2 separate regions of the Homo sapiens genome follow, and region 1 is linked to region 2. A link is a loop called in an ENCODE intact Hi-C map of the cell type or tissue named here. Cell type or tissue: IMR-90. All regions are shown on one strand.

Region 1 (8,000 bases), 180 kb after region 2:
TTGTATTTTTTAGTACAGACGGGGTTTCGCCATATTGGCCAGGCTGGTCTTGAACTCCTGACCTTGTGATCCACCCACCTCGGCCTCCCAAAGTGCTGGGATTACAGGCATGAGCCACCACACCCAGCCTAGTTTCATCCATTTTTAACTTAAATACCGTTAGTAGTCACCCATAAAATTGAGAATACCCCTATGCATTGATCAGAGTCAGCAATGCTATGTTACAGAATAAGCTGGAATCTCAGCAGACTAACATGATAAAAGTATTTCTTGCTCATGCAAAGTCTGATGCAGATGTCTGGAGCCATTTTAGAGGACCAGGAATGAGATAAGGAGAGCATGGTAGATATGCAGGATATTTCAGATTCAGAGCATGGAAGATCAAGAAGCTTACAAGTAGAGAACACCATTTCCACCCACATTCCATTAGCCAGAAATCAGTCACATGGCCAACCTAACTGCACAGGAGTCTGAGAAATGTAGGGAAGTGCAGAAATGGGTGGGCTTTATAATATCCACCACCTTCCCAAAATAATTCTATGTTTGGTTCTTATTTGTCAGCACATCAGTTAACAAGAATTAGTAGCAACAATAGATACAAGTAGTATGTAGGAGTCTCTTCTTCAGGACAGGACCAGAAAGGAAGAGATGGAAAAGGGACAGTGACAGAGACATATATACATATTTAATAATTTTATTGGGTTCTGCCTGACTTGAAAGATCTATCTACTAAGCCTTGCTGTGTCTCCAGCTCATTGGCTGATACTTCCAATAACTTTGGCTGGATGCTGAATTAGACTTTAAGTTTTGCAAGTATAATTTCTTCCAGAGATATCAGAAATAAAGCTATTTATTCATTTTAGGTACTTTGACAAATAGGTACTTTGGGATCTACAACTGAATAAATAAATGTTTTCCTGACAAGTTGAGTATAACAGATTTTAATGAAGTGACATTTTTTCATTTTATTTCTACCATAAAATTCAACAACAAAACAAGTTGGCCCTGAAAGGAAACAATAATCAAATTTAGGAATGTATCAAATTTTTTAAATTATATATAAAAGGAAAAGTATAACTTATTAAAACTTTAATAATAACTATTAATGCACCACCCGACAATTAAGACAGAAACCTGGCTTGAAACCTTCTTCTTCACTCAGTCTATCCAAGCACCAACTACATGTGATTTTATCCCCAAAATATCTCTCAAGCTTATCATATTCTATCTTCTATCCCCATTGACACTACTTCAAACTTTCTCACTTGGAGTGACATCACCTCCTAGATGACCTCTCTGCATTCAGTCTTGCCCACCTTTTCAACCCCGTACCCCTGAGAGCAATGTGTTCAAAACTGCAGGGTGCAAGGGGATCTTCTTGGAAGGTTAAATACACAGATTCCAAAGTTTTCCACCAGGATTCTGATTCAGTAAACCCAGTGTTGACAAAAAGAGTCAAACTCTGTAAAATATTTGAAGAGATTTATTCTGAGCCAAATATGAGTGACCAACGGCCTGTGACACAACCCTCAGGAGATCCTGAGAACATGTGCCCAAAGTGGTTGGGGTACAGCTTAGTTTTACAGATTTTAGGGAGACATGAGACATCTATCAGATACACATAGGATGTACATTCGTTTGGTCCAGAAAGGCAGGACAACTACTTGGAAGGAAGGGCCTCCAAGTCATAGGCAGATTTAAAGACTTATTGATTGGCATGGATTGAAACAGTTAGGTTATTGTCTAAAAACTTAGGACTGTCTGGGTTAAGATAAGGAGTTGTGGAGACCAAGGTTTTATCATGCAGGTGAAGCCTCCTGGTAGCAGACTTTGAGAATAGATTGTAAATGTTTCTTATCAGACTTAAAAAGTCTGTTCTATCAGTAATTCCAAAAGGAAGGAGTTCCAACACCCCCTTCCCATCATGGTCTAAAACTAGTTTTTCCATTTAACTTTGGAATGCCCTTGCCAAGAGAAGGGGCCATTGGGATGGTCAAGGGGATTAAAATTTTATTTTTGCTTTATACCAGGATGGAGTTCAGGGCTCTGAATTTTTAACAGGCACAACAGAAGATTTTAATGTATGTGCTCTTGGGAGAAATACTGCTCCACAAAAAAATCTCAACAAGAATTCCAAATCTCAGTGGTCAGTCCTTTGTTTAAAGCAATTGAATGGCTTTCCAGTGACTACCAGATAAATCCCAAGACCCTTATTATAGAATATAAGGCACCATGACACAGGCCTGGAGTATCTTTCCAGCCTCATATTTCCCTATTTCTCCTTAAACCTTACAGTTTCAGAACCACCAGTGCCAAATTATTTGTATTTCCTGAGCACACTACATTGGTTCATGCCTCGACATCTTAGCCATGTCAAAGAAGGATTTTTTTCAGCCCCTTTGCTGGATTCGCAGCAGGGGTGCCCCCTCTACTTGGCCTGCCATGCTCAGCCCCTTGCAGGAGGGAGCATGTGAGCGAGCAAGTGTGGAACCTGGCCAGCCACTCTGACCACCAACACAGGAGCAAGCTCTGTGCAGGGCCCATGGCCAAGCCAGGCATGTTACCTCGAAGGGAATAGGGCAGTGCCCAGGGAGGGATGCCCTTGACCCTGAAGCCCCAGAGCAGGTGTTAGTGTGATAATTAGCTCTTGTAGTTCCACTGTCCGCAGCCTTATGGCAGCATGTTAGCAGCTCAGTCGGTCCATTGCTCCATTGTGCAGGGTGGCTGCTCTCTGCTGGCAAGGGCAAGGGCCAGTACTACAGCTTTTCAGAGTACCTGTGCTCAGTGGGTCCTAAGCTCTTGTCCAGCAACCAAGAAAAATGACATCACACTGATGACTGAAGGGTGATGACAGCAGAGGATTTTATTGAGTGACAGAACAGCTCTCAGAAGAGAGGGGATGCAGGGTGGGAGGAAGGTACCCCCGCCCCCACAGTCGGGTGGTTTCTCCCTGTGTGATTGGGTCTGGGGCTTTTTATGGACTCAGAATGGGGAGTGCATGCTGATTGGTTTGTGAGTATGCAAAAAAGTTTAAAGCAAAGACACCACTCAAAGGTGGGCACCACAATGTAGAAAACCAATTAGGAAAGGGTAGGTATATGTAAAATGGGTGAAAGGCAGAGACCAATCAGAGGAAAGCACACCAAATGGGAAGACAGGTTCTCAATCTGGTCCCAGCATTTAACTTGTAACTTGGCTTTCAGGCTTTACATGGTCTTCGACTTGGAGGTGGGATTTTGCTGGGGACTCACCCCTATCTGCCTAGGCATCTGACTGCCTCCTGTCACTATCAATGTTGTTCCTGCTACCCAGAATTTCCATGCCCATTGTCATCCTGATAAACCAGCATTTACCTTCAAAACTGAGCTCAATTCTTTTGTTAATTTCTTCTAATATGCCACCATTGGCAGAGTTAATGTCTTCCTCCTCTTTCATCATCCTGTCTGTTCTGACCTTTGAAGTACTTCTATTACTACACATCTTTGTTTACATTCCGCTCATCCCCTATCTAACCTCCTTACGTCATCTCAGTGCCTCGCATGTAGAAGGCATTAAATAAACATTGTTGAACTATAACTAAATACAAAACATGAGCTCTTTGGGAGCAGAAACAAATAAAGATTCCTCTTTAGATTATTTGGTCCTTTAAGTTAAATATTTCAGTTCAGTTCAGTTTATACAATTTTTTTCTTTCTTCATTATTCATTAATGAATTATTCATTTCCTTCATTAATTCTACAAACGCTTTTTGAAAGCCTACTATGCACATCATTGTACAATAATGCTACCTAAAATCCAGTGTTTATATGCTAGAAACTATTAGATACAGTATTTCTTTACCTTTTATTCTCTACAGGTCTTTCGTTAATTTTCTTATGTAATGGTTCCTGTCACAGGTAGGAGAGTACTTTGAAGACTGGCATCTTTTGAGATACTAATAAATGTTTCCCTCCCAATAAAACTAAAATGTTTCCCAAATAGTATAGTATAGTGTTAAAATGATATCCATACATTTGTGTTTCTACCTCATGGGCTTCTTTGGGGAAGTACATGAGAAAGTTAATAGCAGCCTACCAGCCTACCATTTAACCCACATCCCTAATCAATCAATAATTTTTTTTTTTGAGACAGAGTTTCGCTCTTGTTGTCCAGGCTGGAGTGCAATGGCACCATCTCAGCTCACTGCAACCTCCGCCTCCCGGGTTCAAGCGATTCTCCTGTCTCAGCCTCCCGAGTAGCTGGGATTACAGGCGCATGCCACCATGCCCAGCTAATTTTTGTATTTTTAGTAGAGATGGGATTTCATCATACTGGTCAGGCTGGTCTCGAACTCCTGACCTCAGGTGATCCGCCCACCTCAGCCTCCCAAAGTGTTGGGATTACAGGCGTGAGCCACCGCACCCGGCCAATCAATAATTTTTTTTTAATTGCACATAAGCACCTAACTCACACCCTAAGGGAGACTGTGAAAAAACAGAAAGAATGGGCCACTGTCTTTCTTTATTCATCTCTACATCTTTGTACTTACAGGCCTCCTCTGGATTCTAAAAGCAGCCTTGACAGTTGAAAACATGGCATAAATTTTGTAGCCTCAATCACCCCTAGATGAACTTAAAAAAACACCTTTTTTGTATATTTATTCTAAAATTCAGGTCAGGATCTAAAACCTGAACATAACAATGTATTTAAACATTGCTGCTTTACTCTACTTCTTACATATCTTATTGTGTAAATTTGTCTTTCAAAGAAGAAAACGTTTATACTATCATAAAATAGACAGTGAAGCTCTAAAACTTGCCAAATACTGTAATCTAAAATCATTTTCTGACAGAAGAAGACACTACTCCTTTTTAGAAAAAGAGTGGAGTTATTACAAATGTATTCTTTTTGACATCAAAACAAAAAGAATGATTACTCATTTTATATTTGTTGGCATGGAGTTATTTGGACGTGGTTAAAAATATCTCCAAGAACAGTCTTCACTCTAGCCCCAAACCTGTATATCTTCCCTTCAGAGATGAAAACTGTCCACAGCAATCAACAGTAACATTCCAAGTCTGACACTCCCAGACACCCAAACAACACAATGCCGGGCGGCTGGAGAGCACAGTTAGCATTACAGAAATCACACTCCCTCTGCCCGGAGAACAAGCAGATCAAACATCAAAACTGTCCCAGAAATATGCAATGTGGGGTTATAAATATGCTCCCACAGAGGGATAAGAATTTGTAACAAAGTTTAAAATCATTTGTAGATTGGCTATAATTAAAAAAAAACAGAAAACAGTAAATGCTGATGAGTATATGGAGAAATCAGAACTCTCATACATTGCTGGTGGGAATGTAAAGTGTGCAGCCTTTTGGTGATTCCTCAATAAGTCAAACATAAAATACCATATGACTCAGCAATTTCATTCCTAGGTATATGCCCAAAATAATTGAAAACAGGGAGTCAAGCAGATGCTTGTACACCAGTGTTCACAGCAGCACTATTTCTACTAGCCAAAAGACAGAAAAAAACACAAATGTCCATCAATTCATGAATGAACAAATAAACATGGTATAACCATCCAATAGAATATTTTTCAGCCTTAAAATAGAAAGAAGTCCTGAGACATGCCTCAGCATCCATGAACCTTGAAAACATCATGTTAAGTTAAAAAAGCCAGTCACAAAAGGCTTTGTGACTGTAAATGGTATGATACCATTTATATGAAATATCCAAGAATAGGCAAATCTATAGGGACAGAAAACAGATTAGTAGTTTCCAGGAGCTGTGGGTAGGGGAGGATGGGGAGTGGCTGCTTATTGTCTCCTGTTTCCATCTGGGGTGATGAAAATGTTCTGGAGCTAGATAGTGGTGGTAGTTGCACAACCATGTGAACGTCCTAAATACCAATGAATTGTATGCTTTAAAAATGCTTAATCTAAGCTGGGCACAGTGGCTTACACCTGTAGCCTGAGCGCTTTGAAAGATTGAGGCAGGAGGATCACTTGAGTCCAGGAGTCCAAGACCAACCTGACCAACATAGAGAGACCTAATCTCTACAAAGAAAATAAAAAATAAAAAACAGCCGGGCATGGTGCCACACACCTGTAGTCCCGGCTACTTGAGAAGCAGAGGCTTGAAACCAGGAGGTCAAGGCTGCAGTGAGCTCTGTTTGTGCCACTGCACTCAGGCCTGGGCAACAGAGTAAGACCCTGGTTTTTTTTTTTTTAAAAGGACAACAACAACAAAAAAAGATGACTCTGCAATTTTACAGGCAGTAGGGAAAAAAATGATTTAAATGGTAAATTTTATACTAACTGAATTTTACTACAATAAAAAATCATTTGTCAGTTAAATAATTTTTTTAATGTGATGCAATTCTAGGATATTCCACAGTGAAAATATTTTTGAGTAAAACATACTTATCAATATATGCATGTGTACACTGCTTGAATTATCAAATATTAGATCTAACTTAATTGTTCTATAACTAAATAAGTTAACTCTTTCAGTAAAATTTCAGAGAAACTTAAAAATAGGGGGCTGGGTGCAGTGGTTCATGCCTGTAATCCCAGCACTTTAGGAGGCCAAGGCAGGCAGATCTCTTGATGTCAGAAGTTCAAGACAAGCCTAGCCAACATGGTGAAACCCTGTCTCTACTAAAAATACAAAAATTAGCTGGGTGTGGTGGCGGGTGCCTGTAATCCCAGCTACTTAGGAGGCTGAGGCATGAGAATTGCTTGAACTCAGGAGGTGGAGGTTGCAGTGAGCCAAGATCACGCCACTACACTCCAGCCTGGGCATCGCAGTGAGACTCTGTCTCCAAAAAAAAAAAAAAAAAAAATAGAAGATATTTGGTGAATTTCATAACATAAAATGATCATAGATTATTTGTGGTCAAATACCTAGAATACCTAGAAGACCACAAACTCTCAGAAGTCTGAGAAAAACTAATGTTCTATTTTGAAAACCAGCACACTCTCAGCACCCCAAAGTACTCGCCTATAGCCTTACTTAGCATTACGTATAAGTATGAAGAGTCATCCAACATAATTTATTCTGAGTGCTTATAATGTGTCAGGCACTAGTCTAGGCACTGGAAATATGAAAGCTACTAAGGCAAGGTTCTTGCCCTAATGGATCTTATGAATAAAATAGAAACTATGCATGTTTTACATATTGCAATTTTTGTGTATGACAATAACATTACCCAAGACCAGTGAAGGGATGAATAGGAAACCAGAGCCAACAGTAAATTGCTATTATCTCCTAAGTGGTATTTAAAGCAAAGCAATAATAAATCAGGATCATCATGTTGTCATCCAGACAACTGCTAAGAAACATCTTGTTGGATATTTGAGTTGGTAATCACATTCTCCAAAACCCCTAAGCTCTGTTTTATTCACGTTCTATCCCTTCAACCAATAAGAAGAATAAGTAAATGTTTCATTTCAAGCTGTTATCACTAAGAATAGAAATGTTTCATCTACAGAACCCTGTTCCAGGAACTATGGATGATTCAAAGTTAATGGAAGGTATCCCTGCCTTTGTGTAGTTTATCATCTGACTGGGTAGGCAAAATGTCCATCAAAACTATCTGAGAGCAATTATAATGTGACATAAGAGCTAAACACGTGTGAGTTGACATAGTATAAACCAAGCTCTCAAGGGCAGTGAGAATGTGAAGTATGAACTACTCAAAACCAGAGCACTACATGGTATTCACTGTCCTTCTGATACAGCACAGGCTATAGTTTACATGTTCCCTTAAAGTGTAGAAACAATCCTAATACTAATCTGTTTTTTCTTATCACATGTAGGGGTTTGGGAGAGAAAGTCTGGGACTTACTATGTTGCCAGGCATTTTGATAGGCACTTTTAAATTTAACCTCACAAAAACCCAAGCTACTTTTTCACCATCATCATCATCGTCATTCCCATCATCATTATCCCTATTTAATACTTGCCCAAAGTCAGCCAGCAACTAAGTGTCATGGTTGCAGAGGACTCA
Region 2 (8,000 bases):
AAATTGAGGCAGTAATTAATAGCCTACCAACCAAAAAAAGTCCAGGACCAGATGGATTCACAGCCAAATTCTACCTACCAGAGGTACAAAGAGGAGCTGCTACGATTCCTTCTGAAACTATTCCAAACAATAGAAAAAGAGGGAATCCTCCCTAACTCACTCTATGAGGCCAGCATCATTCTGATACCAAAACCTGGCAGAGACATAACAAAAAAGGAACATTTCAGGCCAATATCCCTGATGAACATCGATGCGAAAATCCTCAATAAAACACTGGCAAACTGAATCCAGCAGCACATCAAAAAGATTATCCACCATGATCAAGTTGGCTTCATACCTGGGATGCAAGGCTGGTTCAGCATACGCAAATCAATAAACATAATCCATCACATAAACAGAATCAATGACAAAAACCACATGATTAGCTCAATAGATGCAGAAAAGGCCTTCAACAAAATTCAACAACGCTTCATGCTAAAAACTCTCAATAAACTAGGTATCTATGGAACATATCTCAAAATAATAACAGCTATTTATGACAAACCCATGGCCAATATCATACTGAATGGGCAAAAACTGGAAACATTCCCTTTGAAAGCCAGCACAAGACAAGGATGCCCTCTCTCACCACTCCTACTCAACATAGTATTGGAAGTTCTGGCCAGGGCAATCAGGCAACAGAAAGAAATAAAGCGTATTCAAATAGGAAGAGAGGAAGTCAGACTGTCTCTGTTTGCAGATGACATGACTGTATATTTAGAAAACCCCATCGTCTCAGCCCAAAATCTCCTTAAGCTGATAAGCAACTTCAGCAAAGTCTCAGGATACAGAATCAGTGTGCAAAAATCACAAGCATTCCTATACACCAATAACAGACAAACAGCCAAATCATGAGTGAACTCTCATTCACAATTGCTACAAAGAGAATAAAATACCTAGGAATCCAACTTACAAAGGATGTGAAGGACCTCTTCAAGGAGAACTACAAAGCACTGCTCAAGGAAATAAGAGAGGATGCAAACAAATGGAAAAACATTCCATCCTCATGGATAGGAAGAATTAATATTGTCAAAATGGCCATACTGCCCAAAATAATTTATAGATTCAATGCTATCCCCATCAAGCTACCAGTAACTTTCTTCACAGAACTAGAAAAAACTACTTTAAACTTCATATGGAACCAAAAAAGAGCCTGCATAGCCAAGACAATCCTAAGCAATAAGAACAAAGCTGGAGGAATCACGCTATCTGACTTCAAACTATACTGCAAGGCTACAGTAACCAAAAACAGCATGGTACCGGTACCAAAACAGATATATAGACCAATGGAACAGAACAGAGGCCTCGGAAATAACACCACACATCTACAACCATCTGATCTTTGATAAACTTGACACAAACAAGCAATGGGGAAAAGATTCCCTATTTAATAAATGGTGTGGGGAAAACTGGCTAGCCATATGCAGAAAACTGAAACTGGATCCCTTTCCTACACCTTATACAAAAATCAACTCAAGATGGATTAAAGACTTAAATGTAAGACCCAAAAACCATAAAAATCCTAGAAGAAAACCTGTGCAATACCATTCAGGACATAGGCATGGGCAGAGACTTCATGTCTAAAACACCAAAAACAATGGCAACAAAAACCAAAATTGATAAATGAGATCTAAAGAGCTTCTGCACAGCAAAAGAAACTATCATCAGAGTGAAGAGGCAACCTACAAAATGGGAGAAAATTTTTGCAATCTACCCATCTGACAAAGGGCTAATATCCAGAATCTACAAAGAACTTAAACAAATTTACAAGAAAAAAAAACCCCATGAAAAAGGGGACAAAGGATATGAACAGACACTTCTCAAAAGAAGACATTTATGCAGCCAACAAACATATGAAAAAATGCTCATCATCACTGGTCATTAGAGAAATGCAAATCAAAACCACAATGAGATACCATCTCATGCCAGTTAGAATGGCAATCATTAAAAAGTCAGGAAACAACAGGGGCTGGAGAGGATGTGGAGAAATAGGAACACTTTGACACTGTTGGTGGGACTGTAAACTAGTTCAACCACTGTGGAAGACAGTGTGGCGATTCCTCAAGGATCTAGAACTAGAAATACCATTTGACCCAGCAATCCCATTACTGGGTATATACCCAAAGGATTATAAATCATTCTACAATAAAAACACATGCACACATATGTTTATTGTGGCACTATTCACAATAGCAAAGACTTGCAACCAACCCAAATGCCCATCAATGATAGACTGGATAAAGAAAATGTGGCACATATACACACCATGGAATAATATTATGCAGCCATAAAAAAAGGATGAGTTCATGTCCTTTGCAGGGACATGGATGAAACTGGAAACAATCATTCTCAGTAAACTATCACAAGAACAGAAAACAAAACACTGCATGTTCTCACTCATAAGTGGGAGTTGAACAAGAAGAACACATGGACACAGGGAGGGAACATCACACACCAGGGCCTGTCAGGGGGTGGGGGGCTAGGGGAGGGATCACATTAGGAGAAATACCTAATGTAGGTGACAGGTTGATGAGTGCAGCAAACCACCATGGCACATGTATACCTATGTAACAAAACTGCACGTTCTGCACATGTACCCCAGAACTTAAAATATAATAAAAAATAAAATAAAAAAAGAAAAGAAAAACAACAAAAAAAGAATGAGATCATGTCTTTTGCAGCAACATGGATAGAGCTAGAGGCCCTTATCCTAAGTGTAATAACTCAGAAAATCAAATACCACATGTTCTCACTTATGAGAGCTAAACAATGGGTACACATGAACACAGAGAGGGAAATAACAGACAATGGGCGCTCCAAAAAAGGGGAGAAAAAAGGGGGGGTGGTGAGAGCTGAAAATTTACCTATTGGGTACATTGTTCACTCTTTGGGCGATGGGGACACTAAAAGCCCACACTTCACCACTACACAATATATCCCTGTAACAAAACTGCACTTGTACTCTCTAAATCTATAAAAGGAAAAAAGAAAGAAAAAAGACTAAGCTCAAACCACTTCTTCCAGGAAGTCTTCCCTGACTCACCATGATCTACCTTTGCCAGCCTTTATGTTCCCATCATACTCGAATAGCTCCATGATTGCACCAGAATTGTCTATTTACAGGTTGATTATTCCCACCAGACTGTGAGCTCTCATTTAAGCTGAGGGGGATGGAGTCTTACCAGTAAGCACAGTGATGGCATGTAGCAGGCATTCCAGAGATGTTTGCTGAATGAGAGAGTGAAGGAGCCGATGAATCAGAGAGCCTCTGGAAGCCCTTGGATGTTTAGGAGTGACAGACTAGAAGGTTAATCTAATGACAAAACATCTACATTTAATTAGTGATCTTTCATTGCCTTGAATGAGAAGTTACCAAAGAATGAAAAATTACAAGAGAAATAGAATTGGGGCACTCTGGGGGGAGGGTAGTGAAAAGCTGTTGAGTAAGAGAAGAACATGGATAGGGTTCCGCAGTTGACCCAAAAAGGCCATTTCTCCCCTTCACAGGTATCACCACAAAGCAATGACCTCTAAGGTAGCTTGTGGCTGGACAGGGTTGGAGGTCTCTCAATTGCTGGACATTAACCCTTTAGTTGCTGTACTGTCGGGAGTTCTGAGGAATCCCAGAGGAGGGCCAAGCAATGTGGACAGTGAATGGGGGGTTCTCAAGGAGCCCTGGGCTGGGGCTATTTTCCAACAAGTACAAAATTATTTCAGATTTTTTAATCATTGGGGTAGACATACCAGTGAAATCAACTTAATACCAGCCTGCCTATAGGTAAATCAGGTACATACCCCTGTGTCTTCAAGGAGAATAACTGACCCTTTAAAAGCCAACAGTTTTTTATCAAGTAAGAACTCTTTCCCTCTTGACTTTTGAGAACACTTTCTCAGCACTTGGGCGGATAGAGCAAGCTCTAAACAAGCATTGAGTGATTTTTTTTTTCACTGTTTTTGTTCCCTTAAAAACTTGTCTGTATAATTGTGTTGGGTAGCTCTGTCCTTCCCCATAGCAATAAAATGAAAGCTGATTTAGGCCTTACTATGTGGAGGACTTTTAGTCACAACAAGCAATAGCTTTACAGTTATTTGCATTCTTAGCTTCCTCCTTCGTGTAATTGGAAGAGATTTTGATTCAGTCCTTAACCTAGTTTTTACAGAGCCTCCACCAAATGCCTCAGACTCAGATACACTCTGTCACCCGTGGCTAAATAAATGAAATGAGTTTTCATCAGAAAAGGTCAGTTCTCCTCCCAGAGAGGGTTTCTATGATTCCTGCACTTGATGGGGTTTTTCCCCACCAATGGATTTCTTTCTCACTTGATTGTCCTTTCCTCACTGAGTATAAGCTGCAACTCTTTCCAACGTGGGGCTCACTTGGGGTTTTCATTTTTCCAGGATTGATTCGCTCTCAGAAGGTGAAAGTGGGATGGGGGTGGGATGAGTGAAACCATCTCTGAAATGACCAAAAATAGCTGCAGTATATAAAGCAGCTGATTAAATTATTTTGAAGAGCTGATGAATGCTTTAAAAATCTCTGCACTGAATGCAATTACCAATGTTTCTCAAAGTGCACTTTGAGGCCACCTGCATCCCAATCACCTGAGTGCTTGTCAAACATGTAAACTCCCAGGTCCCATCAAAGGACCACATCTCACAGTAAAGGCCTAGAAATCTGTACTCTAAAAAAAAATTTAAATAAAGAATAATATACATACTGAAAAGTGCACACAGCATAAAGTGGACAGCTTGCTGGAGTTTCACAACTAAACCCATCTGCAAAGCCAGCACTCAGATCAAGAATAATATCACTGATATCCCAGAAGCCCCTCTGCTCTCTCCACGCACAGTCTACTCACTCTCCTCAAGGCCAACCCGTATCTTAATTGCTAATGCCATAGATTACTTTCACCTGGGTTTTTTGGTACTGTCTATAAATGGACTCATGCAGTCTGCATTCTTTTGTGTCTGGCTTTTTTCACAGATTGTGAGATTCATCCACATTGTTGCATGTCATTATAGACTGTTCACTCTCTTTGGCTGAATGGTATTCTATTGCATGACTATACCAAAATGTATCCATTCAATTTAAATCTAAATTATAATGAAATACAGTCATGCGTCACTTAATGATGGGGATATATTCTGAGAAATGCATCATTAGGCAGTATTGTCATTGTGTGAACATCACAGAGTGTATCTACACAAACCTAGATGATATAATCTCCTACATACCTAGGCTATATTGTATGGCTTATTGCTCCTAGGTTATAAACCTGTACAGCATGTTATTGTCTTAAATATTGTAGGTAGTTGTAACCCAATGGGAAGTATTTGTGTATGTAAATATACTTAAATATAGAAAAGATACAGCAAAAATATATTATAATCTTATGGGACCACCATTGTCTGCATGGTTCGTTGTTGACCAAAATATCATTTTATGGCACATGACTGTACCTTTGTATAACCAATAGAATGGCTAAAATAAAAACAGAAAACACCAAGTGTTGGTAAGAACGTGGATCCACCGAAACTCTTAAACACTAACATGGCAGTGAGACTATAAGTTGATAAAATCATCTTGGAACACTTTTGGCAGTATTTACTAGTGCTGAATATATGGCTACCTTAAATGCAGAAATGCTACTCCTAGATGCCCAACAGAAACACATATGTTCACCAAAAAGACACAAAATAGCCCAAAACCTGGTACTACCTAAAAGTGTATCAACAATTGATCCAAATCTGCCTTTTTAACATATTTACTGGTTGTCTCTTATGTACATGAAATTTTCAGAATCTTTGCATTTATATTCTGAAGGTCTACCTTGAGAATAACCCTAGGAATTTTAGCAGCTATCAAAATACATATAGGGTCAATATATTTGAATTAAAGAAAAGATATTTTTCATCATTAAACCACCAACAGGACTCCAAGTAGGAGTTTACACTTAAGCACCATATACATTCCCTCATGACTTTGAAAGCTGAGCTGTATAGAAAAGTGTTTCACAAAGTGTGTTGAAATTTTAATTGTGTTCTCACAGCCATGTGTTCAGGGCAGCTGCTGCTGTTACTCAATTGCACTATCACTGCTGTGAATGAATATTTTATACACTGCTGTTTTCCCACACAGTTCCTTTGATTAAATAAAACTGGAATGTGTAAACTCAAGAAATAACTGAAAAAACTCAGTTCTTAGAAACTTTGATAAGAAGCAATTGAGCAAACCCCTACTCTGAAGTCGAGTGTGAGAATTTACTTTTGTTCTAGTACAGATGACAGATGTGGAATAACAACCTATTTAAGGGAGTACCCTTAAGGTGAGCAGCCTTAAATAACATAGAGATGACCCAATTTTCCCTCCTCAGGAGGTGAACAGGCACCCAGGAGGAAAACCACCTTAAAGGTAAACAAAGAAACAAGCCATTCTTGTTCCTCAGGATTTCCACAGATTAACAACAGTCCAAACAAACCCCAAATGCAAACTATTTGGAATCTCCAAATGTTTAGAACTGAAAGAGGCCTTAAAAGACATCTACAAAGAGAAAAGGAGACTTTTACATGGATATGACATAACCAAAATTATACATTGCTATGATTTAAAAATAAGGCATAAAGCCAAATTTTTAGGCACTCAGTAATATAGTGACTGAATTTAGCCTCTATGTGAGACATTTCAGCAATTACTAAAAAGCACAACGAACTTAAGGAAATCTAGCGTCTCCAAGTGTAAGCCATGAATCTGCCCTCCTTCTAAAACTAGAGCCACCATAGGTAGTGTTCCTTTTGTTTTATTTATAAAGGACTATTCAGAGGTAACCTACCAAAGTCAAGGCGAAAGAGCCTACAGCAGACACCAGTATCTCAAACCTAAGATTGAGAAGGGCACACTGGTATTCAGGACAACTGGGACTTCTATGTGCAAGTGGCTGTGACATGGCAAATATAGAGGAAGAGCTCTGACTGTAGCTGCAGGACGTAGAGAGAACCCCGCCCCCCGCCCCCGCACTTTTCCATTATTAATCTGCTCTGTCTCAAGGGAGATGACAAATACTTAAATTTTTTTTTTTTTTTTTTTTTTTTTTGAGACAAAGTCTCACTCTGTCACCCAGGCTGGAGTGCAGAGGGCAATCTCGGCTGACTGCAACCTTTGCCTCCAGGGTTCAAGTGATTCTCCTGCCTCAATCTCCTGAGTAGCTGGAATTACAGGCGTGCACCACCACACCCAGCTAATTTTTTGTATTTTTAGTAGAGATGGGGTTTTACCATGTTGGCCAGGCTGGTCTCAAACTCCTGACCTCAAGTGATCCTCCCGCCTTGGCCTCCCGAAGCGTTGAGATTACAGGCTTGAGCCACCGCACCCGGCAAATACTTAAAATATTAGGAAGCTTGATCACTTACAAGGAGCAGCTCATCTGGGAATACACTTCTCATTCACCCTAAATTCCAGAACTTCCCTCAGCCCTTAGGATCACGCTTAACTTGCCAGGCAGTGAAGTTACAAGGAGGGGGTGGTCGTGGGGTAGGGCCCATGGAACAGTCAGCCTGTGCAGGTGAAAAGGGGGTGACTTCAGAGGACTCTGCCACTCTATCACTCAGGTTCCCTAGAATGGCGGTCTCATGGGATATTGTCAAGTGAATGTTTCTTTTTTTTTTTTTGTAGGAAAAAGTTGACTCTTTAGGACAATGAAGTGATTCTAAATATGGTGAATGTACTTTTTCTTTTTCTTTTTTTTTTAAGTTGGAAGTCATCCTAGCAGTTAGTTGTTCTTTGAGATGGAAACTTTATCCTCATAATTTAATTTACTTGGACTGCACAGGAGTTTTCGAATTAAACATTGTCTCTAACAGTGTTACTAGTGAATTTACCATTATTTCAAGTTTAAAATGCAGCTTTGCCCACAGACAGCCAAGACAAACCCAGGACGGCCAGCTTTAGCCAGCCTGGGCCAGCC

Evidence for each region. Hi-C counts contacts between places; a loop is a spot of excess contacts. Peaks named below come from ENCODE experiments on the same cell type or tissue, not always from the same donor. Only the 100,000 strongest peaks of a DNase experiment are listed, where the experiment ranks them.
Region 1: it touches region 2 in a loop (2.0-fold over the local background); 2 of 110 quality-filtered maps call a loop at or near these places.

Annotation. Positions count from the first base shown.
Region 1 is chr4:128,345,516-128,353,515 of GRCh38, reverse strand. No RefSeq gene overlaps it. Among named protein-coding and RNA genes, the nearest start is that of PGRMC2, 62 kb to the right of the region's middle. RefSeq lists enhancers at 2,513-3,051, 3,086-3,664. In IMR-90, no CTCF peak of the experiment used is centred here; a DNase peak (open chromatin) is centred at 3,505; H3K27ac peaks cover 3,453 bases.
Region 2 is chr4:128,524,561-128,532,560 of GRCh38, reverse strand. No RefSeq gene overlaps it. Among named protein-coding and RNA genes, the nearest start is that of LINC03140, 42 kb to the left of the region's middle. In IMR-90, no CTCF peak of the experiment used is centred here; DNase peaks (open chromatin) are centred at 3,220 and 6,130; H3K27ac peaks cover 2,900 bases.